Regions from separate parts of the Mus musculus genome. Here all the other regions are linked to region 3. Evidence: chromatin loops called from intact Hi-C (ENCODE). Cell type or tissue: left cerebral cortex. All regions are shown on one strand. Links, peaks and the distances in the headings refer to the core of each region. The heading gives the core; the rest is flanking DNA. Region 1 holds the start of 4930503O07Rik (RIKEN cDNA 4930503O07 gene). Region 2 holds the start of Plxna2 (plexin A2). Region 3 overlaps Gm31870 (a long non-coding RNA gene). Region 4 has its middle 66 kb from the start of Mir205hg.

Region 1 (7,967 bases), core at 1,716-6,715, 520 kb after region 3:
CCCACATCTCCCCTGGTGAATGGACTACAGAGACTTCTCACTCACAGTCCATTGTCTGAAAGCTTGTGTCATACACGTTATTGATCCTGCCTCCTACTCCCAAACAGAATCTAGATGTTGAAGCACTCCTTTAATCAAAAGTAAATTATGTACAGGCCACGTAGGTCAGTTCAGCCAGCCTCGAAAAAAAGGCAATCCATCATTTACTCCTAAATGTCAGTGGTAGCTGGGGGTCGATACAGGCACCAATGTGTATTATTTTTATTATTTTTCTGTAAATATCAATGCTGAGAAATTGTTGGGGGGAGCACATAGATGCCCTGGAAAATCAGAATATCACCTGGGGTTGTGGTTGGATGGTAGAATCAGAAAACAACTGGGGTACGTGGTAGGATGGTGGAATCCAAAATCAATCCCGGTATGTGGCAGGATAGTAAGATCTGATCCTAACCAGGATACATGGTTAAGTGGTCAAGACTGTCTTCTGTCTTATTTACTGTTCTATTGCCGTGAGGAAAGACCATGACCCACGGTAACTTATAAAGGAAGACATTTAATTGGGGGGGTTATGTACAATTTCAGAAGGTAAGTCCATGATCATGGTAGGAAACATGGATAGAGGCTAGAGAAGTAGCTGAGAGCTCACATCTGTTCCAAAAGTTGCAGGGAGAGAAAGGGTGAAGTGAAAGAAACTAAGCCTGGCATGAGCTTTTGAAACCTCAAAGCTGACACACCTACTCCAGTAAGGTCACACCTACTCCATCAAGCCACACCCTTAATTGTTCCCAAATAGTTCTACTAGCTGGAGACCAAGTATTCAAACACATGAGCCTATGGGGGTCACTCTCATTCAAACCACCATGCTGTCCTTCAAAAGTTCAGTAAGCATGTGGATATGCAGTTCAAGAAGAATTAGTGATTGAGGGCAGAGAAGTCAATTGTAAGGCCCAAGGCACATGGGTAGATAGCCAAGATGTATGGGTAGATGACCATGGTGCACTGGGTCTAGGCTAGCTTTGGCCACAGTAACAAATGACACCCAAATCTCAGAGGCTTAAAGAGAGATGCTATATTTGTAAGTGTTTAGGTTGAGTGTTTTTGTTTTGTTTGTGTTTTGGGAGAGTTAGGTTGAGAAAAAATTCACTATGTAGCTCACATTGATCTCAAACTTGTGATCCTGCCTCAACTGGGATTATTGAGGTATACACATACCTAGGTAACCTAGCTAAGACAGACTTCCTGCTTCTTGTCCAATCTGAATCAAGAAGTGGGATGTTTTGTCAGTCCTGTGCTTGCTTCACTCAAGCTAGCCAAACAGTGGTGATCTTACAGTGGTGAGGAGAAGGAAACCATACACAATTATCCAGCACCACTCCTAATTCTCACAGAGCCCCAAGTTTGGGGGTGAATTAAAAAGAGCATGTTAATGTAAAGCATAGTGACAGACACATGGCAGAAAGTCACTCAACAGTATCTGCTAGCATCTTCTCATCCCTTTGCCAGCGCTGAAGAGTGGGATTTGATCTGAGAGAAGATATGGTGTCACTGTTGGTCAGATGTAGGAGGGTGACTATATATTGAGTGAGCTTTTAAGATTAGTGTCAAATGTTATAAGTTGAGAGAAGTGAAAACAACCTTCACCCTGGAGGTTGTGAAAATATTTTCTTCAAGTGGCTATAAAGACAGTGTATGTCTACAGACTCTCATGGGATTTTGCAGTTCTGGATAAAAGAGAAATCCCCTGGGCAGTGAAACAGGTGAATCCAAGCCACCTACTGTAAAAATCTCTAGGTAAAGCTGTGGCTACCTAAAATTGAATATACAGAGTCGCTGCTGCCTCCTTCCCCAGAAATCTCTTCCTTCTCTTTGCACCTTCATCAACCCAGGCAAATTTGTGGGGTTTCTCTTCTGGATGAGGTAACATGAGATCCTACACTGGGGCCATTACTTACACGATCAGAAACCTTGCCTTCTCATTTGTAAAACAGACACATTCAAATCCAGCTCCTATTAGGTCTCTGTTCAAACCAAGCTTTCAGCTTTCTGAAGAAATCCAGCCATGAACAACAATTATTCCCGTATGTACAAGCTAATCAGAGGATCTTAGAATTTTTAAACCCATTTGTGCATTTTTGGGTTTTATAGGGTTAATTCTACAAAGGGCTAGAATAAAAAGGGAAAAATAAAAATAGAATGCATGTGAATTATGGGAATTATTTTCATATATTTGAAATAGTTAAAAGAGGTGAACTCAACTCAGATTTTGCATTTTGACACCTGGGAAATTCTCTTAAGTCCCTCAGAGGACTCTCGTCCATCTTGGTGAGAAAGAACAAAGGGACAGGTACAAGTTTGCTTGACAGCAATGGTGGTCATTCACACCTAGCTCTAGATCGTGAGCAGGGTCCCCATCACTGAGAAGAGTAGATAACCCAAATTTGTGTTCCCTGAAAGTCTGTAAAGCAAACACAAGCCTAGTAGAGGGAAAATGATCCCACTCTAGACTCCATTTATAGCCACTTCCAACCTTACTCTTCTCTAAGTAACTTTCCTTATGTGTGTCTCCATATTTCTCTCTCCTCTGTCAGTCATAGATAAAACACTAATGCAGACATAACCCTAGCACAGGAACCCCCTGAGGCTGTAATAATCTCTTTCCCACCTAGCGTCCAGTCTTAGAGGTCAAGTCCTTATAGGGAACTTCTCGATAGTTGCACAAGAAGCTTTGGTCTTCTCAACTCTTGGTTTGAGACAGGACTTGAGGAGACTTTTTTACCTGCCTTTTTTGTTGTTGTTTTTAAGAAAAGTAATAATTTATAAAAGGTCACAAAACGTATATAGTCCCACTTGTGAGTTCCCAAAAGAAATTACACAATGTTTCCAGAGAGTCTGGCTTTAGGAAAGTTTTAGAAACAGGCACTGTTCACTGCTGTTCAGAGAATATGGTAAGTTACATCTATTTTCTTAGTTTCTATTTCTTATTTCTGACTTGGATGAAAATGATAGTAACTCTTTCCAAGACCTCTTTAATACAAAGCTTATGGTTAGAACCAAGCTCATTAAACAAATCTTTGTCCAGTGCTGTTCATATTGCCACCCCACATATTTTCAGTTTCTGAAAAACTTAACAAAGAAAATGGAAAATCTATTCTTATTTCACTTTCCTCTTGCTAATTAAGAGGTATTGTTCATTATTATCATTATTTTTAATAGAATACTAGATAGGACTGGAGAGATGACTCAGAGTTCTTGCTCCTTTTGCAAAGAGTCTGTGTTAATTTCCCAGGACCCACATTTGGCAGCTCATACTGCCTGTAATTCTGGCCACAGACGTGCAGTGACTGTCTCCATGAGCACATGTATGTATGTGTCTACACATATACATATACATCATAAACATATGCATATATATATATACATCACATACATATATACAACATACATATACATCATATACATATGCATATACATATACATCATATACATATACACATACACATACACATATACATCATATGCATATACATCATATACATATACATATACGTCATATACATATGCATATACATCTATATCCAGCATACACATTTACATAGCTAAATCTTAAAAGTATGACATACTAAACACAAGTTTTCCAGGAGTTTATCTAGATCATTTCCTCCCACTAATCAATGTTAGAAAAGTGGCAGTTATATTTACTGAGTTAAAACCAAATAGGGAACCTTAAGTTAGAGAAGGAAATAGGTTGAACAGACTTGGCTTCCACCTAGAAATTCTAACAGATCAGGTCCAAAGGCTTTCTAGGATGACAGGACTCTTAGATATAAGACACATGCATATGTTAGGCACAGCATACCCTCCTTGCTGTTCTCGGTGCTTCTCTTAGGTCACAGATGGACTTTTATCACAGTTGTTCTCTCTGCGAAAAATGCCACCTTAGGGTTCCTGCACTTGAGAGTGCAGGAAGTGCAACTGAAGATCAAGTGAAATAGAACAAATAAATGGACTGACTGGAAGGTCCTAACAAAAGCCCTCACAGGTAGTTCTCATCCTGTGTATCTGATGACTCCATGTACCTCTGTGATGCAGATCCTATGAGCATACAGGATGTGACTGCCCAAGATGCCATAGTTGATATGGGAATCTCCCTGAGGGTAGACTGAGGGTAGCTCCTTACATGGCCGGCTGAAGCACTGCTGGAGTGCTAAAGAGAGGTTACTGGCTGAGGAATTAGACACTTACATTGTTGTGTAATAATTGGTGGCATTCATTTTTCATCACGCTGCTCTCCTTTTGAGGAATTCAGATAAACAAGTTAGTTGCCTTTTTCCAGATGCCTCATGGGGTACCAGTGCATCTCTGAGCCCTACAGCGGAACGAAGAAAATGTCAATGTACCAATAAGCAAGAAAGGGTGGTGTCCCTCGTTTTTATGTGTATTTCAGAGTACTTCTGATCCTTGAATAGGGCTTCTGTCGCCGTGGAGATGGGACTCCAGGTTTCTTCCACATTAACTACATGCCCTTTGAGAAGCTTCCTCTGTAAGAATCCAGATGTTCTGTGGCAGCAGAAGTTTTTCAAGGGACGTGCCATCTAGCGGCCGCCATTGTGAAGTGCAGCCTGCCGCTCAGCTGGCCCGTTGCTAAGGGCAGCAGCTGCAGCAGTTCATCTCCCTGTCTGAGGCAGAGAATCATGGGATGTTTACACTGAGAGCGACCTCCAGAGATTTCCTGTCAAGACATCTGCCTCCAACCAGCACGAACAATATGTCTTATGCTTATAGTGTTGTAAAAAAACAGTTACAAATAGTACCACATTTTAATTCTCACACCAGCCCCATGAAAGTTGATGTAATCATTATTTCCGTTTTAAAGATGAAGCTATGATCACTCATAACTTAAGTTTCTTGAGCACAAATCACAATATCTCCCCTTCAAGTCAACCATTTGCTGACCTCAGGAAAATATGTGGGCATTTAGAGACTTAAAAGAGACGTATCTAGTCCATCCTACATCTGAGTTTTTGCTGGAAAATCAGGCCAGTGTTTGGAGCTGAATTTACATAAATAGCTTTGAGTTATGAGCAAGTTTATTCTACCTGAAAATTTATCTCCAAAATTCTCTGTCAATGGACAAATCAAAGGGTCTGTGTGAAGGTCTCAGAAAGAATTGCCATGAGCCAACTATGGAGAGGAGGGGCTGAGTCCAGCAGCTGGGTTGATGAGGCACCTGGGAATACAGGAGAGGAGAGGGTATCAGAACAGGACTTGTAAGAAGAAATTAAGCCAGATATAACGGCGATGTGAAGTCACTGGGCACATCTAAAGTTCCTGCTTTAAATATTCAGCAGTCTTTGGGGAAGGAAATGAATTAGCCAATAGGGCCATCAGACAGCTGAATGAAAAGAGTGTTTGAAAGTAGGGGAGGGGGGGATCCACTATTTACTTACTCAGCAACCATTAGAGACTCTAGTTTCTCACAGAGGTTGAAAGCTCTGTGTCTGAAATCCTCTGACCTACTCTTGTGAGCATACATTTAAGCATGTTTGTGTGTGTCCATGGGGAGGGTGTGTGATCCACATGTCTATGCATATGTGTGGAGGCCAAGGTCAACGCCCTGTGTCTTTAAAGCTCAGGGGCTGTTCACCTTGTATTTTGAGGAATGGTTTTTTCACAGAATCTGGAGCTCATTGATTTGGCTAGCCTGGTTGCCTAGCAAGTATCAGGAATGTCCTTGTCTTTGCCAACCCAGCCCTAGGATTATAGGCCTGCACAGTCAGGGTAAGGTCTAAGTGTTTAGTGACTGAGCCACCTCCCCCCTACCCCCACAATCATGAAACATACTCCAATCTACCTATCATCTACTTCATTTCATCCTCTCAGGTAGATGCTGGAGGACAGTGCTCTCAGCAACCTGTATCATCCCAGGGTAATCTTAGGCTGAGTTGCAATCCTGTGGGATTGAGTTTAGAAAGGGAGATATTGCCATTGGAGGCCTGGACTTGTAGGCTGCAATAGCAATTGGGGATGTTTTTTTTTCAGATATTTGCTTGATAAATAAAAAATATGTATTTATAAAGGAAAAAGCTATATCCATATTTAGGGGGGCTGTAAAAATTGGTTTCTTTGATTGAAGACAGACAGGAATAGGAGTCTTTCTACACAGACATCCTCTCTACTGAGTTCTCTGAAATCATATTCAGAGCTTTTATACATGGAGGTTGGAAAGAGATTTCCCTTCCTCCAATATAGGCTGCCTCTGGTGCCAGATGAGTCCTAGATAGGAAATCAAGCAGGATGTAAGCTCTGTGGTACTGCCTCTAAGAATTGGGAGGGGGTCAGAGAAAGAGGGGACTAGACTGCTCCTGGTGCTGCACTGAGGGATGAGCCGAACAGGTCACATGTGCTGCATCTTCTCAAGCTCATGCCTATGCCTCAGCCTGCTCTTTACCCAAGGAAGACAACAGAGAAGCATTTCTGGGCTCATTCCTACCCCAGATCCCTATCAGGCAATATGTTGAGTTCTTTCCTCATGAATGAATTGCAGTCTGTTTCAGTTCACAAAGATACCCCCTTTTCTACTCAGAATTTAGGAAGTCTGGTAACCTCCACTGTGGGGGAACACACTGTTCCCCAGTCTGTTCTTGAGGGAAATGAAAAGCCAGAAGATTTTCATCTTATGCTGGTCTCCCTCCTCTTGATCTTCGACACTCAGAGGAACCAGGGAGCTCCTTCCCCTGTCAGTCTTCACACAGCACGTTGAGAAGATGTGTTCAGAGCCAGCCAAGATGATAGCACTGTGTTGGTGCTAGACCCCAGATCTGGAGACCCCACACTCATGTGTGCAAGTTGTAGAAGCATGTATGCCTCTATGAACATGGGCAGCAAGATCTCATGTTCATTCACAAACCTTGTTAAAGGGTTGGTTATGAACCAGACATTCTGGGTAAATATTTTTGTGCTTGGGGGACTTTCATGATAGTTCCCAAAAGCTGTTCTTCAATACATCTTATAAAACTTGCAAGACCCCCCCCCCCCCAAGCATGCTGGCGTCTGAACTTACTATTTTTACAGAGACAAATGTGTTTATCTTTCTCCCCATATCACAAAGCACTTCTCTTCAGCTTTAAATCAAACATCTGGCCCACCCTGTCCATAATGCCTTTCCTGATGTTCTCTGCCAAATATTCATGCCAACATATCGACTTTATTTCCAATGCTGCCAGCTTGGTGTTGTGGGAAGAAAATAAATCTAATATGAACCTGTGCACAAATTCATTCTTCACTACTCACTAGATTATTAACCTTGCTTAAGGCCTTTTATTCCAGTTTCCTCACAAGATAAAAGGAATAATGAGGGCATGATGAGACGACCACAAGCCCCCACTTACAGGAGGGGGGGTATGCTGTGTCTTTGGCTGTGTGCCTTTATGCAAATGAGACATAGAGATCCTATGAGCTGGGCAGCAATGGTCCAGAGAAAAATCTCTCTGAAGTCTGGAGTTGTAAGAATAATGAAGTCAAAGGAGGAGGAAGAGTAGAATGGGGGATGGGAGGCAAGGTGAAAAGAGGAAGGAATGGGAGAAAAAGAGGGGGGAGAAACTGCAGTTGGGATGTAAAATTAATTAATTATTAATAAAACACTGCCACCACCACCAACAACAAAAGAATATAGTCTCTGCTCAGCTTTAAACTATGTTGTCTGTTCTGAATGGGAAGATGGGCACATGAGGTAGACAAGGAAAAACAGGAAAAAAAACAAAAGAAAACAAAACAAAAAACCAGTTTGATATGGAGGCCTGTCAGTTTAGACTTAGTACAGAAACAGAAATTCCCATTCCAGCCAGAACTTTCTTAGCAGCCCTGGGAAGTGGAGGCCTGAGAGAAAACTTGTGTGACCATTTAATTCATTACACTGCCCTGAGTCGGGGTGACTCTGGAGACAGCTGATGGCTCCTGAGTATCTGCCA
Region 2 (7,967 bases), core at 1,893-6,892, 910 kb after region 3:
GCTTAGAGATCACTGTGTGGCACAGTGGGTATGAATTCCTTGGAACTTGCAACAATTTCCAAAGATTAGAAAAACCTTTATTTGATGGGTATTTATTAAATACTTGTCACTTGCCTAAAAGTGTGTTGGACTATAGATGTCACTCGTGAGCACCTCCCACTCCCCCCCAAGCTTGGCAAGTCCCCCAAGGGCTAAGATTTCACATCAACTGGGCAGGATGAGAAGGAAATACCAGGGGCCAGATAGATAAAGAGAACTTGAATCCCCAGAAAGCCAGCAGAGCATGGGGGTATGGAGTCTGTTGGCTATTTATACAGAAAAATAGAATGCCACTCAGCCACTTAAGAATGGAAGCCTCCCATTTGTGGCAGTCCATGTACTCAGAGCATTTTATGTCAACTGAGTGAAGTCAGGCACAGAAAAACGTGTGCAAAGGCCTCACAGAAGTAGAAAGTCCTAAAGTGGCTGCCAGAACCTAGAGGGTGATGGAGGAGTTGGCTAAGTCACAGTTATAGCTGGATAGGAGAGTCTATAGCATGGTACGGCTACTACAGTTAACAATAATTTATTATGTGTTGCAAAATAAATAATAACTGTTTGAGGTGACAATATGTTAATTACTCTAATCTGATCATGACATGTTACATATAGTGAAATGTCACATTACACCCTATAAATATGTACAATTATTATGTATCAACTAAAATTGTAAGTGTTCTAAAGAGATAATTATGTACTATATACAGTTCTACTGAAGGAAGAAATATAATAAAGTTGCTCTTATTACTTTGTGGTCAAATGAATGATGGTCTAGATAGGTTAGCTCAGCACCTTTAAAGGCTTGAGGCTATGGACATTACTGTCACCTGTAAAACTCAGGAGCCAACAGTGATGATCTTAATTCTTTTTTATTGAATTTTACATATATTATATTCTGATCACAGTTTCCCCTTCTGCAACTCCCACCAAATTCTTTACAACTCCCTACCCACCCAACTTCATATCCTTTCTTTCTCTCTCTTTAGAAAACAAAAAAGGGCAAAAAGAAAAAAATTAAAACAAAACAAAAAAATAAGGCACACAACAAACAAAACCCATTAAGAAACCAGAAGCCATGTTATACAAGCAAAAGGTCAGTAAGACAAACAAAAAACTTTAAAAGACAACAACAACAAAAACAAAAGAACAAAAACAAAGCAAAATGAGACACATTTACAAAAATACTATTGAGGTCCTTTTGTGTTGGCCATCTCCTGCTGGACATGGGAACTACCCTTAAATATGGTTAATATACCCAATGAGGCTTCACTGGAGAAAACAAATTTTTCCTTTGCAGTAGTAATAATATTTTTAATAAATCCCGGTGTGGGATTACTACCCGCCTCAATGGTTTATGTTCCCGAATGAAAAACACAAACACAGTCATTATATTTTAATATGCCTTAAGCAGCACAATAGCTGGCCACCGCCTAGCCTCCATGTTGCTAAATCTACCTCCCACTGATAATTCTGAGTTACTACTTACTAATTTCTATGTTCTATCTTGGCTCTAGACCCAATTGAGCAACCCTCTGGGCTGCATTCTCTTGGTCTCTTTACAAGGCAGCTCTGCTCTCTTCCCTCCTTCTCCTCCTCCTCCTCCTCCTCCTCCTCCTCCTCCTCCTCCTCCTCCTCAAGGTCCCAAGCACAAAACCCCACCTCTTTCTCTTCTCACCAGCTATTGGCTGCTTTCATTTTTATTTACCAATCAGAATTAATTGGGAGCATTTGTTGCAGAAGGTACTGCAGACCCTCTCATGCAAGCAGTTTGGGGGGACACAATTAGCATTAGAATACCAACAGCTCTAATTTGCAAGTGAATGATAATTGGAGATAGCTTCTTTGTTGGGTGTGGAAGTTTCTGTCTACTTCCCCTTCTTAGGACAGGGACCCCATCTGGACTGAACATGTGCAGGCCCTATGCATGCTACCAGTCTCTGTGAGTTAATACGTGCTTTGGTATAACAGAATGTCAGTAGAAATAATTTTGTTACTATGCTCCTTGAGCAGAACAATAGTGTTTGGTTTTCATCTAGGCCCATCATGGCCTATCCTGTCTCATGTTCTTGGCCACCAGAGCAGTGCCATGCATGGGTTCTATTGATTATCTTAACTTTTTTTTTTTTTTGAGATTTATTTTATTTATATGAGTACACTGTAGCTGTTTCCATATACACCAGAAGAGGGCATCAGATCCCTTTACAGATGGTTGTGAGCCACCATGTGGTTGCTGGGAATTAAACTCAGGACATTTGGAAGAATAGTCAGTGCTCTTAACCACTGAACCATCTCTCCAGCTCACAATTATCTTAATTCTTAAAGTGTAACTATGTGCTTATCTAATGTTGTGTAACAGTCTTCTCCCAAACAAAAACATTCCATCCTGTAGGACCCTCCTTATGCAGGAAGGTAAATAACTCAAAATAGCTTCAGGAAGTCCCTGAAACTGACTAGATCCACTAGGTGTCTGTCTGCCAGAGTAAGCAATAAAAGCCGAGAGAGCCTGCTTCAGATGGGAGGAAACTGAGCTGCAAAGAGTCAAACCAGCTGAGTGCTGAAGAGGTTTAGGCCAGAGTGATTGGAAAGGACACTTCCAACCTGCTGGGCTGCTGCAGGCTGTGCACTGTGTTCCAGGCTTTCCCAGCTGGCATCTGTGCTGGAGCAGACCTTGGTGATGCAGCTGCTTTGAGTAATTTCTGCCTGTAGGTCACCTCTCTCTCATACTTCTGTCAGCAACCCCAACAAAACTCATTGGTTCACCAAGTTGGACTTTGGTAGTGTCTGTGCTTTGGATTGTCAAGAGATCCCTAGCTGGAGTGAGTAGATGTGTGTTGCATCTACCTATGAAAAGTTTTGTCACACAACAACTAATAAGATTCATATCAACAGCTTTCCATTTTAAGGATACTATCAATTCTTCAAATACCTCCACATCTGGTTTTAACCTACCAGGTTCCTGGAGATTTCAAGTTAGAATCTCATCTTAGAAATGGGAAAGTTGGGGTCACCTAGGAAAGACAAGGGTGCTGCTTCCAGGTACCTCATAGATTAGGCTTCTGAAGTCACATCCTTAACTGGCTCCATTTTCAGATGATGCTCAGTGGCAATGTGGGAGTAGGGTGGCATCATGTCACCCAGCCTGCAGTGTGATCTGTCTGTAGGTGTTCTTTCTCCCACACTCTCCCTCTCTCTTCCTTTATTCATGACAGGCAGGGCAAGTGTGGGGAGAAAAGAACAGGATGGGTATATGTGGAGGAGTCACTTTCATTTAATGTACCCCCCATTCTTCATTTAAGGGTTTATTTCTAGATCACAGGGGTGGGGATGTGTAACTGAAATTATTTAAATTGTATTGTAATCATCTCAAAAATGAGATTAAATTGAGGCACTGAGAAGAGGCAAGAGATAAGACACAACACACACATAGTCATACAGCACTTGATTTAGAATTAAAGGCCCTATATTCAACAGAGAGCTTTATCACTTACCTTGCTCTACTAAGGATGGTCTCAGGGGAAGCTGGCTAGACTGTTGTTCCTCTCATTAAAAACATGGCAAAAGTGTAACAGAATCTGATAGCACCTTCCCTTTATCTTCCTTAACAAATTGTGCCTTCAATCCAGCGTACTCAGAAATAAAGAATAACGATCATTTGTGTAAAGAGGGAAGACACACTCACATGCAGACATAAACAATAATAGAGGAAGAATAAATGTGAGAATCACTGGGCATTTTATCAAAAATAAATGTTACATAAATTCAAAGGACAAGATAGGTGTGCATCACAGAATTCAGATTCTTTGTGGCTCCAAAGGACAAAATTGGCAACAGCTAGTGAAACTTACCGGAAACAAATTTTAGGCAATTAATGAATTGATTAATTTAAGAGTTTTTAAATGAGGTAACCATGTTTTGTTTTTAAGAATAGCTAATTGGACCAGGTATCCAGTGTGGTGGCATATATTTTTGAGTCTAGCACTTGGGAGGCAGAGGCAAGCACATTTTTGTGAGGTCTTAGCCACTATGGTTTGTAGTAAGGAGTTCCAGGACAGCCAGAGATACATAGTGAAGAAAACCAAACCAACCAAACTACCAAACAGCCAACTCTACATCCCAAAATCCCGTGTCTCTAATATAGTTGATGAAAGTGATCTTCTCTTCTCTTCTCTTCTCTTCTCTTCTCTTCTCTTCTCTTCTCTTCTCTTCTCTTCTCTTCTCTTCTCCTCCTCCTCCTCTTTCTTCTTCTTCTTCTTCTTCTTCCTCTCTCTCTCTCTCTCTCTCTCTCTCTCTCTCTCTCTCTCTCTCTCCTACTGAGAATTCAGTCAACTGTTTTTATATGCTTTCAGAAGCATCCCACATCCCTCTTTCTTTTTATACCGGTGAAGAGTATGGCCACAAGAGGGCAGTAGGGGACATTTGTCAGACACTTTGATGTGTTGAGTAAACTCGGTGTGTTCAATCTCCATCGGGGAATTCGAAGACCCTGAGACCTTGCAGGGGTATAGCTTGCACAGGCCCTCGCGGGAAAGCCGTAGCCGCAGTTGCAGATTCACAGACTACGAACCAAGGAATCAAGACCCGTGAGCGCGGAAGCAACCAGGACTGAAAAATCCTCTTTTCTGGGGATATTAAAGTTGTCTTAATCTTCTAGCCATTACCCTCTGCCTCCAGTACGAGGCGGGCTCGCGGGTCTGGATAATGCAAACGCTCCTGGTACTATGGTTTCCACAGCACCCACCCGAGTCAGCCCCTACCTCCTTTTCCAATGGAACAGGAAACCGGAGATGCAAAGCCAGACTCCTCTTTAAAATGTAGAAATAATTATCAACAACTTCAAACCTCTTTTGACAGCTCGTTGGCTTTCTAGAATTTGTAGGGTAGAGAAATTTGCTGTTCCGAAATCCGACACCCCATCTCAAGCCCATCAGTAATATATGTCCCTCCACACTCACCCCTAGCTCACAGGTGAAGAGAAAGGAGGGGAGGCTTTGCTTGGTGACAGGTGACGCCACGCGAGGGGATGGGGTGCTCTCATCACTCTGATCCCCTCCCGAAGCCTAGCCAGCTGGCTTACCAGGCCCCAAGACATGAGTCCCTAGACCCTGGTACAACCTTTCTGGGCCCTTGACTACTGACAGTGTCTGGTGGTCCAAACTGAGCGAGCAGAACGCCTGCAGAGCCGTAGCTCTGCCGGGTTCTTGGGTGGACCAGCTAGGGTATTCGGTCTGCGCGGGCGGGGCGCGTGGGCGGGGAGGGGGTTAACGCGGCCTCTATGATAATGAGCTGAGCGGTAATATAGGAGGCCGGCTGAGGGCGCCGCCACCGGAGCTGAGCTGAGCCGCGCTGCGCGCAGCACTGTCCGCGCAGAGCCGAGTGGGGGCGGCTGGAGCAGCTGCTGGGATCCTTCAGCTGAAGACGAGCGATCAGATCTGGTGGACCCGTGAGCCGTGGAGCCGCGGGGAGCTTATGGGCCCGGTCGCAGACAGAGCTGGCAGCGGTTCCTGGAGGAAATAGGGCCGAGCAAGCCAGGAGCAGAAGGGAAGGAAGCGCGGGATCGCTGATGTCAGAGCAGCCCGGAAAGTCGTGCTGGAGAAAACTGAAGACACCCGGCTTTGAGCCGCCCCGGAGGGACCCTGCGGGACCCCACGCCCCTTCACAACCGGGTCCCTGCGCACAAGCGACTGGGACGAAGACGCGAGGAACCATTCGGGGGCCACCCCAGGAATACAGGCAAGCGGCCGGCGCGGGCCGAGGATTTTAATGATCCTGGGTTACATGTGGAACTGGCTGCCAGTGTGACTCCCGTCAGGCAGGACTGGGCGCACGCTGCCCTGGGCAACCGCCAGTTGAGCGGACGAAGAGGGGACGCAGGGACAGACAGACACTGCCGAGCTGGGTAAGCAGCGCCCTCCGCCCTTTCCCCGAGCGCGCTCCCGCGGCGGTTCCTCCGGCGCAGCCTCCTCAGGTCCCCTTGGGGTCCCGGCCCCGGCCCCGGCTTGGTTGTGGCGGCGAGTATACGCGCGTGATCCGCCACTTTCGCAGCTGCAGTCTCCTGTCCAGGCTTCCGGGCCATAGACTCCAGCGGCTCTGGTGGTTCCGGCGCTCCGTGGCGCGCTTATAGCGCGCACCTGCCGGCTGTCTGCAGCTCTGGGGAGCGCCTGAGCGACGAGGTCGTCCCAGGGTTGGAGCCCAGAGAGGGCCTCCGTGGCACTAGCAAGATAGCCTGGAGCGACTATGGCCGGAGGCCGGTTGGGGGGCGTTCACCAGGCAGTGTAGTCCCGGGTGGCCGCTGGCTGTTCCAGTGGTTCAGTAGACTGGGAATCACCGGGAAGGAGAAGGCATCCTTTGCGTGCGTTCCGGGAATCTGTGAGAACGGTTTGGAAGCACTGTAGTTAAGTGTTCCTGTCCCCATCCCCCATGGCATAGTGCCCAGCTGGGGCCAGCCCCCTTGGTTTGAGCAACAGTGGTGCTGGTTGAAGTGGGAGTTTGTCCAGAGTCCAAGAGGCTCCTTAAAGCTCATTTCCCTCCATGTACTCTTTTTTGCCCTACCTCACGAAGTGATAGGATCTTAGAAAATTCCAGTTTCTTTTACTCATAGGTAGTCTTCGTAAATGTTCATCTTGAGCTGTATGTCAAAAGCTGAAAATGTCATTCCTAGGGCCCTCAAAAATGCCCACCTGTTTAACATGACCCTTGCCCTAGGAAGGGCTATCTCTTCAAATAGCTCAAGTAGAGATAAGAGGGAGAAAAAGCTGGGGGGAGGGAGGGGGTGCAACTTGGGAGAACAGGTCAGTCCCTACCATCTGGAAAGGAGAGTAGTTGTTGAGGGCAAGAATGTTCAGTGAAGATCCAAGATCACAGACAGATTAACTCTCTAGCCACTCATATGCACAACAGACAGAGGTGGATGGCTTTGGGGAGTGAGGCTACCAGATGTCTCTGAAGGCCATCTGTGGGGGATTAGACATTTTGAGACACAGCCATCCTTGCAGTGGACCAGGTCTGTACAGTTGAGTATCTGGGCTAGAACACAGACAATACTGAGATGGCTGCTTTCAACAGACCTGGAGTCAGGTTCAGCTCTCTGCAATTCCACACAATAGCAGGCCTGTCATACTCAGTCTCTTTCCAGATCTTGAAACTTCATTCTTCGCTCTGGGCTGACTATGAATGTTGGGGCTTTCCAGTAAGAACCCGTGCTCCTAGAGGAGCTTAACCCTGGCTGGAGGAATTCAGCTGTTCCTAATTGAAATGCACAACTTTCTGTGTAATCACCCTGGAAAACTCCTACAGTTGCAAGCAGCCCTCCATCCGCTGACCTCCAGGCAGGAAGATAGAAGAATTCATTAACTTCTCTTCTCCCCACAGAGCATCATTGGAAGTAATTACCTGTGATCTCTGCTGGGTGGCCTAGGGGTGGAAAATTGAGAGAGGGCAGGGAACCAAGGAAACAGAGTGGAATCTTGCCCCGTACCCCAGGAGGTTGCTTTTTTGTTTGTCTTCTACCTGACATCACCTCCTCTTGGTGCTAAGCCCCCACCCATCCCACAACTTGCCTCTACTACCACTCGCTAGTGTTACCTAAAGAACCTGTCTTCTCTTTTTCACAGTTAATCTTGTCCAAAAAATCTGTTGATAAAGGGGGCTCTGACTGATCTCTGTCCCCATACTGTCCTCAGAAAATTTGCACTGGGATGGGGGTAAATAGTCTTGAAAAACAAGAGAATATGGCTTTTGACCCATCTATAGAGGACACTCTGCTGAAGAGCAGCAAGCTCTGAGGTGCCAACGAGTTGGATAGTTTTCCCTCCAAGGGAAAAAAAGGCAAGGGGGTCTCTCAGCTGTTCCATTTTCATTGTTGTCAGGGCATAGGGACAAGGACCCTCACAGACTGGATCCAGGCAGGGGTGAAGAACAGCTGACCTTTT
Region 3 (7,967 bases), core at 1,954-6,953:
ACACTTGTAGCTGACACCCCTGTTTGAGCTGCCATTGCCGGTTCTAGGCCTGCTATCGAATTCCTGGGGTGTTTGTTTTTCCCTTTCTGTATTTAGCACTTAAGGTGCTCTGGTATATGCCACATATTCATGTTGTCCATCCTTTCTGGAGGGCAATGTGCTTTGGGGCCCAAGTTTCCTCAGAGCCAAGCACAGCCCTGGATTTCATCCAAGGCACTGAGTGAGCTCTAGGGTCCCATTTCTAGGCGCTATAGTTCTGGAACCATCATGGGTCAGACACTAATTCACCAACCAGTGTAAAGTAACTGAGTGGGAGGAGCAGGGTGTTGTAATATGGCTATTCTCCCACAGCCCCTCACAGCCCTAATGGAAGGCAGGCAGGTCTGTGGATAGCAGTTCTACTGTGGATTCTATTTTCAACCTAAAGAAATAAGGGCAGCTGGAGGCTCAGGCCAGCCCAAGCCCTCTATCTAGCACAGTGGGACTAGAGCAGGGAGGATGTGTGATCTGCTGCTGCTGTGCCCAGGGCTGAGAGTTCAGAAGCAGTCAGCTCACTGTCCCTGAGCTCTGATGCCAATATGGGTTTGCTCTCTTCTTACTTATCTTCCTGGATTCTGAGTATCAAACTCCTATTCACATAAACTTGGTTTCAGACTCTTTAGAACCACCAGAGTAGTTGCTACAAAGCTGTCTTTTCTTCAGAGCTTGATTAAAGGGGATGCATTTTAGGAACAGTTAGTAGCTGTCTTTGGATCTGTGATCACAAGAATACTTCATGTTCTCTAAAGGGAGTTTAGACTATAGCGGGTCAGACACCAGAAAACACTTTCTGACATTGAAGTTATTAGATGCTCTGATGAATACCATGCAGACGCTTGCCTTTCTCTAAGGACCACATGGCATTACAACATGTTCTTGTGTCCTCAGAGCTGTAAACATCTCCCTACCATCATGAATTGGGGCCAGGGAGGAGGAGCCATGCACAGGACTGCCTACTCTCTACCATATGGTGCCTGATGGGTGCTGGCCATTTATGTGCAGGCTGCAGGGAAGTAGCCATGTTAAAAACATCCCTCTAACAAATCTGATCCGAGAAGATTCCAGTATTGTCCAACCCCATGGCCTCAGTAGAATGTTCCAGAGTGGACACAGCATGAAACCTCTGTTCATCCAAGAATTCCCAGCAGGCATTTTGTCTCTGAAATTGGGTTCCTGCATAGTCATATTGTTTTGACAACCATGTTTCTCAGATTATAGATGAGAAAACCAGAGGAGAAAGTCTTTAACATACATGCTGGGGTATGATGGGGAAATAAGGAAGAGGGAGAGGGGAGGGAGGGAGGGACAGAGAGAGGGAAAGAAGATGAAAACTGCGTCTAAAGTGGAAGAGTCAGTGCCGTGGCTCCCGAGTCACTGACACTGGACAGGTCCTGGCTTCTGGCTGTTTTCACCCTTGCTGTAACTCTCACCTTCAGTTTCCCGAGAGGCTTTCCTGCTTTTAGAATTAGTGCCCTGAAGCCCTTACCCCTTCAGCCCAAGGTCCCACAGGTCACAATGACATGAGATCCAGAGGCAAGGCTGGTTAAGATAGGAAACAGTGAACAGCAGGACACCCCTGCCTAGCCTCCCCAGCCCCCCCTTCCACTATGCATCACAACTGGTCAGCACCATCAGCAGCTCAGTTTCTGATGCACACTGCATCTGAACATGTTCTGTCTGCCCTGTATTCTGCAAAGCTACTTTGCCTTCTTCAGACTCGTGTGAGATCTCCATCTGTGAAACTGTCATCCGTGGTCAGGGCGTATGCGTTTGTACCCGTAGCCTGTGCTCAGTCCTCTTAGAACATGCACCTGCCGTCACCTTTGTGTCCTCAACTCCAGACACACGTCAAGGACAGATCTGAGGTCTGTGCAAAGTTGTAGACTCAGGACTCTGCCCTACCCAGAACAGGGAAGTATATCCTGAAATTGTCCTTGTGGCCACTGGCTCCCAGAGGACAGGTCGGTGATAAGGTGACAGACAAAAGGATGTGTTGACCACAGGGTTGAATAGGACAAGGATAGTGTCTTTCCCCTTTAACCTTGCCCTGCATTCCAACATGTGCACCCCCCACATCAGCCCCTACTCCCCTTTCTTCCTTTCTCCTGCAGCCCATACCCTTTCCTGGTTTTTGGCACTGGCTCACACTTCAGCATCTCATGAACTGTTACATTCAGAGTCCCCTCCCAGTGCTTATGGCCAGGAAGACCCTTTAACTCCATGGCAAAAGAGAAAGAGGAAAAAGAATTAAAGAGGGAGAGGAGAGAAAAGGCTTGAGAAAAGCAATATCCAGTTTCAGCATTTTGTTCCAGGCCACGGGTACAGTTTGTGTGTTCTGTACATGTCTGCTTCCTTGTGGGAGTTTCATAAATTGATGATGATAACAGCGTATTTCTTTTAAGTCCTTAGACATTCAGTCTTTATTGCTTTCTGAAGTCTGCTTGGGGCACAGATGAAATGAGGCTGTGGAGATTTTGCTGTCTGCTCTGCGAGCTTCCTTGCAGAATTTGCACTCACTAGGCACCTTGTGTTCTGAGGTAGTAGGTCATGCTGCCGGAAGCACCTGAGGCTAGCACTGGGAGGTTCAGGACATATGGTTCCAGGGAGACAGACAGAACAGGCTCACCTTAGTGCCAGACACAGGGAACTGGACTAAAGTTCATTTCAGGGGTTTTTGGGGGGGGGGGCATTCACAGTTTCAGAAAATCTCCACTGACACTTAGAATTGTCTTCGAAAATTATACAAAATTAATTTCCTTCCCAGCTCTACAGTTAAGTGTAAGTAACACAAATAGCAGGGTTTTGAATGTAAGAGTCATAACTTTCACCTGATCTGTTTAATTACTGTCACACAATGGATCACCCCAGCCCCACTTGTTAGCTGAGAAGTAGTCCCAACATCAGTGTGCTGATGGACACTTCCTCTCTGAGCTAACGCATGGTGGGCCTTAACGCTGATTTCACGAAATAGAAATGTGTGTATTTTGGAGTTCTCATCAGAAAACAATGAATTCTGCAGTATATCATTACCTGCCTACGGAAGACAGGCACTGAACTCCATCCATGCTGGGTGAAAATCCTTTACTATTAAAAGGAACCAGCTCTTTTCAGCCTGAGTTCTAACACCAGGAGGCAAATGAAAATAATCTCAGACAAGTGGGTTTTCAGTTCATCTCGCCAGCCTCAACCCACCAAATTACTAGCCCAGTCCTCACTCACATCCTCACACACTCCTCTTCCTGGAGGGTGACTTGGGATGTGCTGGTTTTGCACAAAGAGCCAGATAGTCTGATTCTTTTTAGTATGAACAGTCTAGACTCCCACAGGGTGTGCCAATCACAGCAAAGCTGTGCCTGTGATTCAAGCCCAACAGCCTTGGCCTTTCAGCTGTCACAGCGTCAGGTCCCAAGGAGCCTGAACTGGGGGCATGCCTGTCGCTTGTTGAGTACCTTAAAATACTGCCCTGTCTCAGAGGCTCATGTGCGCTGTTTTCATTTACAGGGGATGCAAGGGGGCCGTTAGGACAAGACTCTGCGTGCATGGCTCGGTGAGTTCAAGTCCGATCATGCATGCAAAAAAGCCCCCTCCCAACATGCTGGAGACACTGGGCTTGCATGATTAGCAAAGCCATTATGAATCCTCCGAAAGGCAGGCATTTCAGCCGTGTGCTTGCACACGGCGCAAGCTGGGATTGAAATAGGGAATGAACTGGAGATTTACTGATTTTATTATCAGAATGAACGCACAGAGACAGGGGACTGTTTACTACCATGGTTAATATCTTATTTTGAATTCCCGGTCGCAGTGTGCGCCACCTAGTGGCAGGAGAGCAAATATGCAAGTCCCTTAAGTGTCAGTAAATGGAGATTAGGGTGATTGGCCTTGAGTCCCAGGTAACAAGTGGGCAAGAGTTGGTTAATACACCCTTGCCAGGCCATTGACCTGATCTCAGGCCCTATCTCAACCCACACTGGCAGTGCTCCCGTGAAAATCATGGGCTCAGTGGGCCACACTGACTTTAAGAATAACAGAGACAACCTGGGTAGTGATTTGATAGTTGTAATCAGAATGCTAGATTGTTCTCCCTGCTTCCTTTCTGGCCCTGATTACTAAACACCAGAGAGTGGAGGAGAGAGAAAGATGCCTAGGCTACAAACATCCTGACTCTTTGCTGTTCTTGTCTCCCCAGACTGGAGCTCCTTGGAGAGGGCCACCCTGCTGGTCTCTCCCAGGCCTCAGTCCCCCATAAACTTAGCTGTGGCCTATTACTCTCCCTCTCTTCTCTGCTTGATACTCAATGTTGGCTTCTGAGAAATGTTTTAATGATTACTTGTGACCTAGGAAGGAGTGTTTGGTGCTTGTGCCTGGTTCAGGCACAGAGGAACCTTTGAAAAACTTGGCTACTGGGGGCTACCTGGACAGCTTATGATGGTGCAGGTATGGAACCTCCAGCCTCATCCTCCCATGATCCAGTGGGCTGTGCGTACCTGTCAGGTGACATCTTAGAAAGGCTATGGTAAGCAAGTACATTTTCTGGAGATAGCTCACTGTTTTGCATGGCTACAATGGGTGAGCTCTGAGAACGCAGGATTCTTAGAGACTTTGTCCCAGGATTGCTTCTTGCTGCTGATGTGCCTTTCCTGTCACTATTACATAGCCTAATGATTCCTGGGCATCAGCCCACCATATTAGGCAAATTTCCTTCAGATCAACATGAAGATGAACTTTCACGAATTAGTGCATTTTAGATTAACTAATGACTTTATAACATTCCTGATTTGATTCAAATAATTTTAAGAAAAGAGTTTAAGGAGATGATTTTAGTTGTTTTGCCAAAGAGACTTAATAAAAGTTAGAATCAAGCCAGGCCTGGTGGCACATGCCTTTAAATCCCAGCATTCGGGAGGCAGAGGCAGGCGGATTTCTGAGGTCAAGGCCAGTCTGGTCTACAAAGTGAGTTCCAGGACAGCCAGGGCTATACAGAGAAACCCTGTCTCAGAAAAATAAAAAGTTAGAATCAAGATTAGAATGTGCCCCCTCCTCACAGAATAGAAAGTAAAGGCTGCATAATAAGGAATATAATGAGCTTTCACAATTACACTAAAAGGGGAAATAATAGTCTTGGGACAGATTTGTGATCAAGGAAAAATCATTCATTCTAGGTCAGGTCCAAGGATGAGGCTACAGGTGTGCACTATGAAAAAGCAAGGTCATGTGAAACTGTTGCTTTGAACTTATAATGAGCTTATAGAATGAAACACTGCTTTGAGCTTACTATCCACATCTTTCTGTAACTCCCCTTTTGTGTAACATTTCATCTATAAGGTAAGTTTATAAGGAACTTTTGTCTAAAAAGGTATACGAAGGCTGAAAATAAATAAAGTGTGGCATTCGGAACTCAGCCCTATCCACCAAATGTATATGTCTGTATTTACATACATATCTGTGTAGTTATATGTGTATGTATGTAAGTATGCATGAACATTTGTGGAATTGTTGAGACAGGTGTTGGGCCTGACCCGTGTGTATGTGTGTGTGTGTGTGTGTGTGTGTGTGTGTCTATGTGTGTGCTGAATCCTCCCTTTCTTCCTCTTCTTTTCTCTCTGGCTCACAATGAGTTAATGAACTTCAAGCCTCTCTTCTGGCCCTGGGGCCCTTGAGCTACAGAGAAACTAAGCCTTTTTTCTAATCCCCCTGCTGCTATCAGCTTGAGTCAAATTACCAGAAGTAAGCAGCTTTTAGCCACAGAATAGCAAGAAAGAGTTAAATCTCCAGAGGCCATCAGCTTCTGACCCCCAGAACAGTAAGAGAGAGGTACAAGGCCAGAGATCACCAGCCTTTGGCCTTCATCTGACACTGTGTCTCACCTCAGTACCTGTACTTAAAGGCCAGGGCTGGTCTCTGGGCATTTAACCAGATCTCCATGGAAACCTCAGACACGGTCAGCCTGACTAGGCTACTGAACTGTTGTCCATTTGATAGGTGGATGACTCAGCTGGGCTCTTGGTGCTTGTCTGGAATTCACTGTAGGGTGCTCTTCATTGCACCATTTACACTGCCCTTTGTTATAGAGTGCTTTGTAATTACAAACTTTATAGCTATGCTATAACTCGGAGAAATCACAGAGTGGTTGTAAGCATCTCCCCCTTCATATCTGATTAGTTAGAGGTATGGGCACTCCACGGAGCTGCTTGTGGTATCCCAAGTGGGAAGGATACAAAGCCACAGGGCAGATCTGAAGTGGCGCTCATTCCCTATACAATGGCATGTACACTAACTCTTTGGAATTGATCTCTAGGTTGCAATGGGTTAGTAGCTAGTGTCCAGATAATTAAAAAGCTGATTGGCTTGGGAAACCAAACCAAACCAAACCAAACCAAACCAAAACACCCTGTTGATTTATATCATACATATTATGAGCAAAAGGAACATACCATTGGAAACAACCAAAACAGCCTGATGCAAGTATGGATTTGTTTAAATATTTAAAATCCTCCTAAGCTGTCCTGACAAAGCATAGCTCTTGCTCCAATGGGAGTAAGAGACAGTTTATTCTGAACCAAACACATTGATTGTGATGATGGACCAAGAACACGGGGTCCTGATTTCCAAATGGCTTGCTTTGTGGTGGGAGAGATTGCACAAACTTTATATAATCACAGAACCAGAAGAAGCCTGAAGTTACAAGGTTTACAAGCTCATGGTGAGGGTGCCAGGCAGGCCGGTGACAGCTGGGCAGTCTCTTCTCTAGGCTTCTTGTTGTCTCTAGGCTTGGTGAAAGATAGAGGTCTGCTAAGTCCTACATTCCAAGTGTCTACCTAGTCATCAAAGAGATGGGCAGATACAGAGGCTCGTAGTGGCTGTGAAGGAGACTGAGGACAGCCCAAGGCGACTCCATCTCTCCAGTGTCACACAGCTTTGACAGTAGACAGCATGTCTGCAGATGCGGCAGCTTTAAAGAACTTCAGCTCATAAACTCAGACATTCCAGCTGTGTATTAGCAAATCCAAAGACCCTGGTAAGAACTAGCATTTACTACCTCCAGGTAGAGTTCAAATTCTCATATGACTCTGTCAGATCACAGAGATTATTGTGATCTTTTGATCCTTGGGAAAATGGAGTATCTGGGGGTGGCAGGGTGAGAAAATAGTGATGTAAACAATACAGCCTCCTCTACATGTCTTTTTTCCCTCATCTATCCTCTTTCTCTGTCCCTCCCCCTCTGTTCTCCCCCTATGTACTCCCCTGTACTCTCCCTCTGTCCTCCCCCTCTGTCATCCCCTATTTCTCTTTTCCCAGCCTAACCTCTCTGCATCCCTCTTTGTCCTTACTTCTGTCCTCTCCCCTGCTCCCCCATCCTCCCCCTTCTGTCCTCCCCATCTGTCTTCTCCCAGTCTAACTTCTCTGTCCTCCCCTTCTGTCCTCCCTCTCTGTCCTCCCCTATCTGTCTTTTCCCAGCCTAACCTCTCTGTCCTTCTCTGCCTCCCTCTTTGTCCTCTCCCTCTGTCAACTCCTTGTTCCCTCTGCTCCCCTGCTCTGTCCTCCCCTTTTGTAGTCTCCCCTCTGTCCTCCTCCTTCTATCCTTCATGGCCCATTCTCTTTTCCTCTGTGCTCCCACCCCAATCCCAGCTGTCTCTTCTCACTCTACTCACGGACTTTGCCTCTCACCAATCACTGACGATCAGCACTTTAGAGAACTTTAAAACCACTTCACTCAATTGCTCAATTGTAAGAGAGAGGGCTTTACTGGCCCCCTTTCATTGGCTGTATTAAAATCATGAAAGAAAAGGCAAAGCAAAATCAAAACTGAAACCAAAACTCACACCTACACACACACACACACACACACACACACACACACACACACAAACACACACACACACTATGGAACACTCTGCTTCTGCTTCCATGCTGCCTAGCAGCATCTC
Region 4 (7,967 bases), core at 914-5,913, 130 kb before region 3:
GTCTGAGTAAATGTCACTAAGAAATAACAGCCAAGATGGATTCATAACCCTAATCAGAAAACTAGGCGTGGTAGTGAAGGCCTGTAATCCCAGTACTTGGAAGCCGAAGCAAGAGGATTACTGTAAATCTGAGACCAGTCTTAAGAAATATCAGGCAAATATACAAATGTGGACGAGACAAAGTATCAGTAGAGTATTGGTGTTGTGTTAGAAAGAGGCTATGGAGTCATCAGCTATAACAGGATAACAGGGTAGATCAACAGCATAGTCTTTAAATGCCAAGGTGCCAAACTGTATGTGTGGGTGAGGAGGAACAGCAGCTTCTATTGCAAAGCCAGGAGAGTGCAGCAGAGGATACTTAGCAGGTTTTCTATTTAAAGAGGAAACCGAGAACTTGTATGATTTAATTTTTTTTTTTAGTGTTTCCCAATTTTTCTGTAATAAGCAGGAACAAAAAATGATATAGAATAGATTGCTATCCTTTCTCCAAAATGTCAGTATCCCACTTCCTCATCCTGAGAATGTTTGAGGCCACATGACTTAAGGACTTCACATATGTGGTCAAATTAGGGATTTCTAGGTAGTGTGGTTATCCTGGTCTTTGCATGGAAGAAGTGCAGAGTCCTAGAGACTTGAAGAGGCTACACTGCTAATGGAAGAAGATGCAGCCTAGGAAGGTCTTTCTTGGAGTCTCAGGAAGCAACACAGGCCTGCCTTATTCTCAGCCTGTTGAAACTCATGGCCTTGGAACTGTGACACTACATTTTTGATAGTTTTGTTGTTTGTTGTTGTTGTTAGCAATCCCGACAAACTGAATCAGCATACTTTCAGACTGAAAAGCAGTGTCCATGAGCCTGGTGTGGTGCTGTTCCTTTTACAAGCATTCTCTGGAAAGCAGAGGCAGAAAAACAGAGTTTGGCTAACTACTCAGTGAGGCCCTATCTTAAAAATCAAACAAGCAATAATTTTAACAAAGCCTATTGCCCTTAATGGGGTTATTGGGTAGAAGGCAGAAAAGAGATGGGGAAGGGTCTAGTTCAGGGACAAGCCTCCTCAGACCACAATTAAGTTGTAGAATGTTCTGGGCCACTTGTAGACTGATCGAGGCTCTGTAAGAAGAATTAAACTGCTTGAACTTTGCTCCCAGAATGCTTTTAGCTGTTAGAACAGTCTCTTTTTAACCCTGGAAAGCCAGGAATCTGTATTTACTTGGCTCACCTCTCTGTCCCTGCCACTCAGCAGCTAGCTAGCCCATAGCTACTACATGCTTTGAATGGGCAAAGGCATGACTAGGATTCTAGAAGCTTCTGGGAACATCTTTTTCTCAGCTGTGGGCACTCAAGGCTGATATCTTTGTTGCCTTCTGTATGTAGAGCTTAAGGAAAGCTGGCCCTCTTCACTGAAGCCCAGTTCTTCAGTGTCAGCATTTGGACACATACCAATATGTAGAGCTACCACAAACCCTGCTCTGAAGTGGTAGTGGGGTCCTTGGTGTGCTGGGGGTACCTGTTTCAGTCTCAGCAGGATCCCAGTTCCACATGCTCTGATAATGCCCTTGGCTAGTTTACAGAGAAGATATTTAGGGCCTCAGGGCATGACTGAGCAAGAAAGGGTTGTCCTATTGTCCCAGTGTTTTTTGAATTCAACTCTCCTTAGATAATTGTTTTACCAAGTGAGGAGTCGTGGGAGGCTTTGTGGGGGAGAACATAGGCTGGCTTTGTTTGCATTTTCTCATATATTGTATTGGCAGGTCCCTGTGGAATCTCTCAAGGTGGCCACATTGCTTATATTTTTGCTAGGACCAAACACCACACAGAAACAACCTAGTGGGGCAGGAGATTTCTTTTGGCTCAGGGTTTCAGAAGTTTCAGCTCATCTGTGGTCATTTGTCTGTGTGCTCCTGGGCCCTTTTGTGAGGCTGAACATCAAGGCAGAGGAGTGTGTGGAAGAGGAGATTGGATATGTCATCACAAGCAGGAATCAGACTGAGGAAGGGACCAACTACAATGTTTAGAAGGCACACCTCCATTGACTTACTTCCTCCAGTGAATCCCTACTTTCTAAAGTTGCCAGAGCCTCCCCAGATAGCATCAGCAGTTGGGATTTAAGCATTCGACACACAAGCCTGTGGAATCCAGTTAAACCATAATCGCTTTGGGAGATACCAGTGCTGACCTGTGGCAGAGAGGTGGGGTCCTTACTCAAGTATGGCCTTACACGCTCGCTCGCCCTGACTTTAGCCACAACCTTTCTGTTTGGTATGCTGTGCTACTGAGAAAATGTAAACTGCCTCAGCAAGTTCAGACGGGAGCATGGAACCAATGTGAAAGCTTTGCAAGGAGAAAGAGCTTGGCGAGAAGCTGGGCTGTTCACAAAGGCACTGCCAAGTCTGTGCCACACCATCCCAGAATCCCTGTCTGAAAGGGAATCACAGGGACTTGGAGTAAAACATGGTCGCAAATGCTCAATAGAAGAAATAGAGTCCTGGCCAGAGTAGAGAAAAAATAAAATCAAATGCTAAAGGGGAGTACCATAGATGGGGGATAACGGAAGTCCAGTTGGCAGGGTAGTGTCTTCTGTATCCTAAATCAACAGATTTCCTGACTACAAGGTACAGAACAGAAGAACTAGTCTCCAACTAGCAAGGCAACCAAACATATTTGCCTCTTAAGCCAGAGAGCAGGGGACAGTCTAAGCACCCTCTGGGATTTCTCCCAGCATGGACTTGGCTATTCTTTTCTCATATGTAGCTACTTCTCTATCCTGATTTTCTCTAGTAGGAGGGATGGAACTACTGTCCCCAACCCCATGCATATCAGTGGGAAAAGCAGGGACTTGGTTCTCTGGTAGTATCTCTGCCTAGGTGTGTGGTACAAGGGGCACTAGAGTTTACTGTGCACTTAACACTCACTAGCTGTACCTTCCTCTTTTCATCTCCAGGAGGGACCCAGGGGATAAGGGCACAGGGATCAGTGTTAGATCCTTGTGACTAATGGCTGTAGGAGACCAAGAATCTTTTCAGAGCAAGGCTCTAGATAGCCTGCTTGACTGGGAGGTTTCATTTTGTTATTTAAAAATGAAATCTTGGTTCTAAGGCCCTGACTTGTCTGTGACTTTTCAAAAATAAATTAAGAATATGGAAGTTCCTAGGGGACTAACACTTGGGGCTCACTGATGGCCAAAGGGAACAGACTCTAACCTTTGATTGATTTTTTCTTCTTCCGTGCTTATTCTGCTTTGCCTTCCTTCAAAAGGGCACTGAGCCCAGAGTCTAGGAGTTTGCCACGTGGTGCTTCTTAGGAAAATGCTAACGAGCCTTCTTTCCCACAGACATCACAAGCTGGTCTGGGTTCTGGGAAAGCTTCACGCAGGGCTATGCAAATGTGGAAGGATGGTGCCAGTCTCACAGAGCAGGGGTGGCCCACCAAGCCCTTAGCGCCTGCAGCTGCATTCTAAACACTAGGTGGCAGCACGGAACTTCCTAAGCTTCCAGAAGAGGCGAAGCTCAAACTGAGCAATTTCCCCTTAAGAAGGGCACGCACAGAACCATGCAAAATGGGAGCAGTAATTCTGGGACGTGGCTAATCTCTGTAAGTCACACGATTGCAGATACAAGTGACAGCTGCAATAGGGGTGATGTTCTCTCATTCGCCGTGTCACCAGGATGCTATTTCGAATCTTCTTGAGATTAGAAAAAGGATTACAATTGCCCCCAGAGCCTTGCTATGTAATTTTTATCAGCCTTGATCTCTGAGTTCCCCCAGGCTGTGTGTGTGTGTGTGTGTGTGTGTGTATTCACAAACATGTTTCTATTGTCTGTATTAGCACAAGGAATAGGCTCATGGTGTGATGTAAGGTTCTTATAAATGATGTGAGTTTGCCATTAGGTCTGTATTTCCAGACTGGTTCCTTACTTCAAGACTCTTGGCTTCTCAGTTGTTTTCATTCCCTTGGATTTTGTGGCATAACATCAATTTCATAGCTATGCAGTCAGTGCAGAGCAGAGTCACAGAACAACAACAACAACAACAACAACAACAGAACAACAGCAACAACAAAAAAGATTCTCCATCTTTATTTTAATGCTCTGTGCTATTGCTGTTTTAAAACATTTAGTGTTCTTTGAACAAGGGGTCTTGTATTTTATATAAAGTTGACATATCCTCCCTAAAGTTCTGGAGATGAATGAAACACATAAGTTTCAAAAAACTCCTGAAACTTAACAAGATTCATGGGTCCCATCTCAAAGTTATATAAATGCAACCACCTCCAAGTTGAACTTGGGGCTCCATTGGTGTATCTTTTATAAGTTGGACATCTGTTGAGGTGGGCTTTGGGGGATACAGCTGCCTTTTGGCCCAAGTGCTCCTGAAAGTTACCTCAGTGAACACACTGGTTCATTAGGTCAGACTTCAGTGGGACTATCGTCAGTACCCTGTCAGAGGGTGAATAGATGTTTGCTCACATCTCCCCAGAAAAATGCACACAACACTTTTCCACTGTGTCTGGGCTCCACACATCACACAGTTAGCCCTATTGCAAAGAAGCATAGCCAGAGGTAAATTCTAATTAAAATCTTGACTAATCTCTTTTCTCAGCTTAGAATAAAGCTATACAAAGTGTGAGCTTTTGGTCAGATGGGTTTGTGCTGCTTGTGGAATGTTCTTGGTGTTCTTCCTGGGGCCTCCTCCTCATTGGGAGAGCAAAGGTGTCCCCATATTATGGAGTACAGTGACTGTTAAATGTCCAGCACTTTGGAGATACTCAGCAATGCTGCTTGTCTATGTATCCATCACTCCTGGACATTAGCACCAAGTCTCAGGTGGATGCAGTTGGAGTTAAATCTTGGTTACATTTAAGAGTGAAGCAGCATTAGGGCTAATTCTATATTCCAATTTGCTGTGTGTTTAAAGAGTTCCTTTGTTTTTTAGACAAGGTATTGCTATGTTGTACAAGTTAGTTTGGAACACTCTATGTAGCCCAGGCTGGCCCGGAACTCATCATTCTGCCTCAGCCTGCTAATTCTGGGATTACAGACTTGTGTTGGGTACACTTGGCCCTTGAAAGCAGCTCACTATGCCTAGGTCTGTGTTTAGAGCAAGAGACGCATGCATGCCCATGGAGTTCTAATTTCTGTACCTCAGGTTATCTGCCTGTGTAGAACTCCTTACATGTTCTAGAACCTCAAAAGGGAGCCTCTGATGGAGATGCCCCTTCCAGACATCTCTAATTAGCTTGATATACTGTACTGTTGTAAAACCTTCTCTTCCAAAGGCCCACGGAAACCTGGCAAACTGCCATTAATTCTGGCCTCCCAGTTTGAACCATGACAGATGGATCTCTTGCCTGGGCATGTCTGGGAAGCCTGGGGTCCAATGCCTGTCTCTGCTCAGGACTCTTGTGTGGTCTTTAGTAAGGTCTTCTGGACCTCAATTCTTCAGGTGTGAGCTGTGGTTAATAAGTTATGGATGGAAATTACTCCAACTTTGGACAAATGCTATGAAAATGAACCAGCATGGAAGCATTTCTGTTAAGAGCAGAAAAGACTACACAATGGGAAGGACTGAAGTGCTGCATTTTGACAGTTATGCTCAAGTCCAAAATTCAAGGCTACACTGACCAATATGCTCTTGCAGGCACTGAAACTTCCTGCTGCTGAGCCTGGTGTGGGAGTGTTCAAGGGACAAAAGAAAAAAATCATTTAAACATCAAGATGGTCACAGGCCATTTGCTCTCAACTCAAAATATCAAGGAGCATAAGAGGCCAAGTGAGTTCTCACTGGTCTCCTCCGGGCTTCCTTAATCATGCCCAGATATCTTTGTGAACTTGCCATCCTCTGAATTTTTATAGCTTTCAATAAGTGTCATACCCCCATGTCACTGAGGTTGGGCAGATATACTTGTTATGTGGAACAACACCCTGCCTTCTTCTCATTTGAGGGAGGGGTGGGGCTAGTATATTTGTGTTCTACCTGGCAAGCACTTTGCTCTGACATTAGGGAATCTCTCTAATAGGTGCCAGTATAAGATGGTGGTCTAGTCAGTCTGCTGCTTTAGGAGGCAGGCTCCACAGCACGGTAAGAAGACTCTATAGAGTACTCCGTGGGGCCTATGCTGAGTGCTGTGCTTTGGATCTGGAATGTTCCTATCTGGGAGCTATTAAAAGGTAGTAGAATCTTTAGAAGTGGGGTACTATGTTATTTGGGGGCATGCCTCCCTTTTCTCTGGTTTGCTTCCAGGTTTTTTAGCTTTGGCAAATGACCCAGTTGTGATGTGACTTTCCTGGTAGAGGTCCAAAAGCAATGAGCTTGCACAAATCATTGACTGCAACCTCTAGGGTAAATCTGTCTCTCTTTCTATCTCTCTCTCTTCTCTCTGTTTTTCTGTCTCTGTCTTTATCTCTCTCTCTCAATCTTTCTCTTCTCTCTGTCCATTGTCTCTTTCTCCTCTCTGTCTGTCTGTCTGTCTCTGTCCCTTTCTCTCTCTTTTTTGTCTCTCTCTCTCTGTCTCTCTTTGTCTGTCTCTCTCTGTGTCTCTGTCTCTGCCCCCCCTCCTCCCTGCTGACTGCCTCAGGCACATGTTATAGTCACAGAGAGCAAACAAACTGGTTTATGGAGTCTTCCCTAAAGAGACCCTGAGTGAATGAGCTTGTTAAAGATTGGTGCTAGGGCTGAGGATGTGGCTCAGCTTTGTAAATATGAGGCTCTGGGTTTGAGACACCAAACCCGTATGAAGAAGACAAGCATGGTGATAACTGCTTATTCTTCCAGTATTGTGGGTATAGAATCAGCTAGATCCCAGGGGTTTGTGGCTACATAGTCTATTTGCATGCTCTCTCTCTCTCTCTCTCTCTCTCTCTCTCTCTCTCTCACACACACACACACACACACACACACACACCCATGCACGCAGGCAAAAATGGATGCAATCTCTCACTTGATGAAAGGACACAGCTTTGCAACATTGATAAAAAGATTAGTCTTTAAGTAACTAATCTGTTACAGAAATTAGCAACAGGAGCTTAACGTTCTTGAGTTTGCCTTTGAGGGGACCCCTGGAATCTCAAGGCTAGCACAGTCTGACACAAAAGAACAGTTTCCGCTTCTAGTTCTCAATCTCAGCCCTCTTCAGTATTGTGATTCACTCCTCATCCTGACTGGGGCCTTCCCAGCAGGAGGCTGGCTGTGACCTGCTCTCTAGCCATCAAACTACCGGAAGTGGAGCTGTGGCACTGAAATCTTTCTCTGGGAACAAGGATGGACAGGTCTCTTTTTCAGGTTGAGGCCTTTCTGAAACCCATAAAGCTAATGGTCTCTAGAAGCAGCTAGACTTCACTCCCAAGCTTTGAATAATCTACTTGTGGTGATACAACCATGCTACTGTAAGTCATTCTATCCTCCGTCTCTGGATTATGTTATATACAATAATAATCTTCCCGTGTTTGGGGTACTTTAGCATTTACCAAGCATTATAGATAGAGCTTTCATTTTTACTCTTTCCCCAAATATTTCAGAATGGTGGCTGCTGTATCCAGTTTCCTAAGCAAGTGGGAGATCAGAGAAGCTGCAGCACACCTCAAAACACACTCAATGGAGCAGGGCCCAGGTTACACACCCTTTCTCCAGCAAGTTCTCAGAGTTGAAGAATTTCTCCCAGTTCCTCCTAGACAGGCAGCTCTCAGAACCGTAAGATGTCTGTGAAATCCCACCTTATGAGCCTGGGGCCCTTGCCCTCCTCTATTCCACGGAAAGCAATGTAATGTCTATAGATCTAGACCCGTCTCTCCTCACAGTCCCAGGCAGACACCTCCCACTTTAGCTTTCAGTTCCACCACTGGGTGAGCCCTCTCTAACATAATCTTCTCCCTACAAGGGGATGATGTCATACCCCACACTGGACTGCTGAAATGTCTCTCTGTGACACACATAGAGAATGAGCAGCAGGCCACACACTGGAAGTGACTTTAT

The links. Peaks named below come from ENCODE experiments on the same cell type or tissue, not always from the same donor. Only the 100,000 strongest peaks of a DNase experiment are listed, where the experiment ranks them.
Region 1: it touches region 3 in a loop (3-fold over the local background); 15 of 42 quality-filtered maps call a loop at or near these places.
Region 2: a loop joins it to region 3, with 4 times the contacts of the local background. A loop is called at or near these places in 8 of 42 quality-filtered maps.
Region 4: a loop joins it to region 3, with 5 times the contacts of the local background. A loop is called at or near these places in 10 of 42 quality-filtered maps.

What each region holds. Positions count from the first base shown.
Region 1 is chr1:194,218,573-194,226,539 of GRCm38, forward strand. It overlaps 4930503O07Rik (RIKEN cDNA 4930503O07 gene), which reads right to left and starts at 4,187. Exons shown (of 3, transcript NR_040477.1): 1 at 3,857-4,187. In left cerebral cortex, for the core only: a CTCF peak has its summit at 4,600 (motif pointing left); a DNase peak (open chromatin) is centred at 4,612.
Region 2 is chr1:194,614,463-194,622,429 of GRCm38, forward strand. Plxna2 (plexin A2) reads left to right here and starts at 5,367. Exons shown (of 32, transcript NM_008882.2): 1 at 5,367-5,935. In left cerebral cortex, for the core only: CTCF peaks have their summits at 2,218 (motif pointing right), 4,458 (motif pointing right), 4,674 and 5,362 (motif pointing right); DNase peaks (open chromatin) are centred at 3,216, 4,454, 4,683, 5,377 and 2 more places; H3K4me3 peaks cover 2,424 bases; H3K27ac peaks cover 2,424 bases.
Region 3 is chr1:193,699,417-193,707,383 of GRCm38, forward strand. It overlaps Gm31870 (a long non-coding RNA gene), which reads left to right. Exons shown (of 4, transcript XR_001779912.1): 3 at 3,541-3,586. Among named protein-coding and RNA genes, the nearest start is that of Gm31870, 48 kb to the left of the region's middle. In left cerebral cortex, for the core only: a CTCF peak has its summit at 3,864 (motif pointing left); DNase peaks (open chromatin) are centred at 3,376 and 3,854; H3K4me3 peaks cover 263 bases.
Region 4 is chr1:193,572,720-193,580,686 of GRCm38, forward strand. No RefSeq gene overlaps it. Among named protein-coding and RNA genes, the nearest start is that of Mir205hg, 66 kb to the left of the region's middle. In left cerebral cortex, for the core only: a CTCF peak has its summit at 3,456 (motif pointing right); DNase peaks (open chromatin) are centred at 2,355 and 3,448; H3K27ac peaks cover 1,232 bases.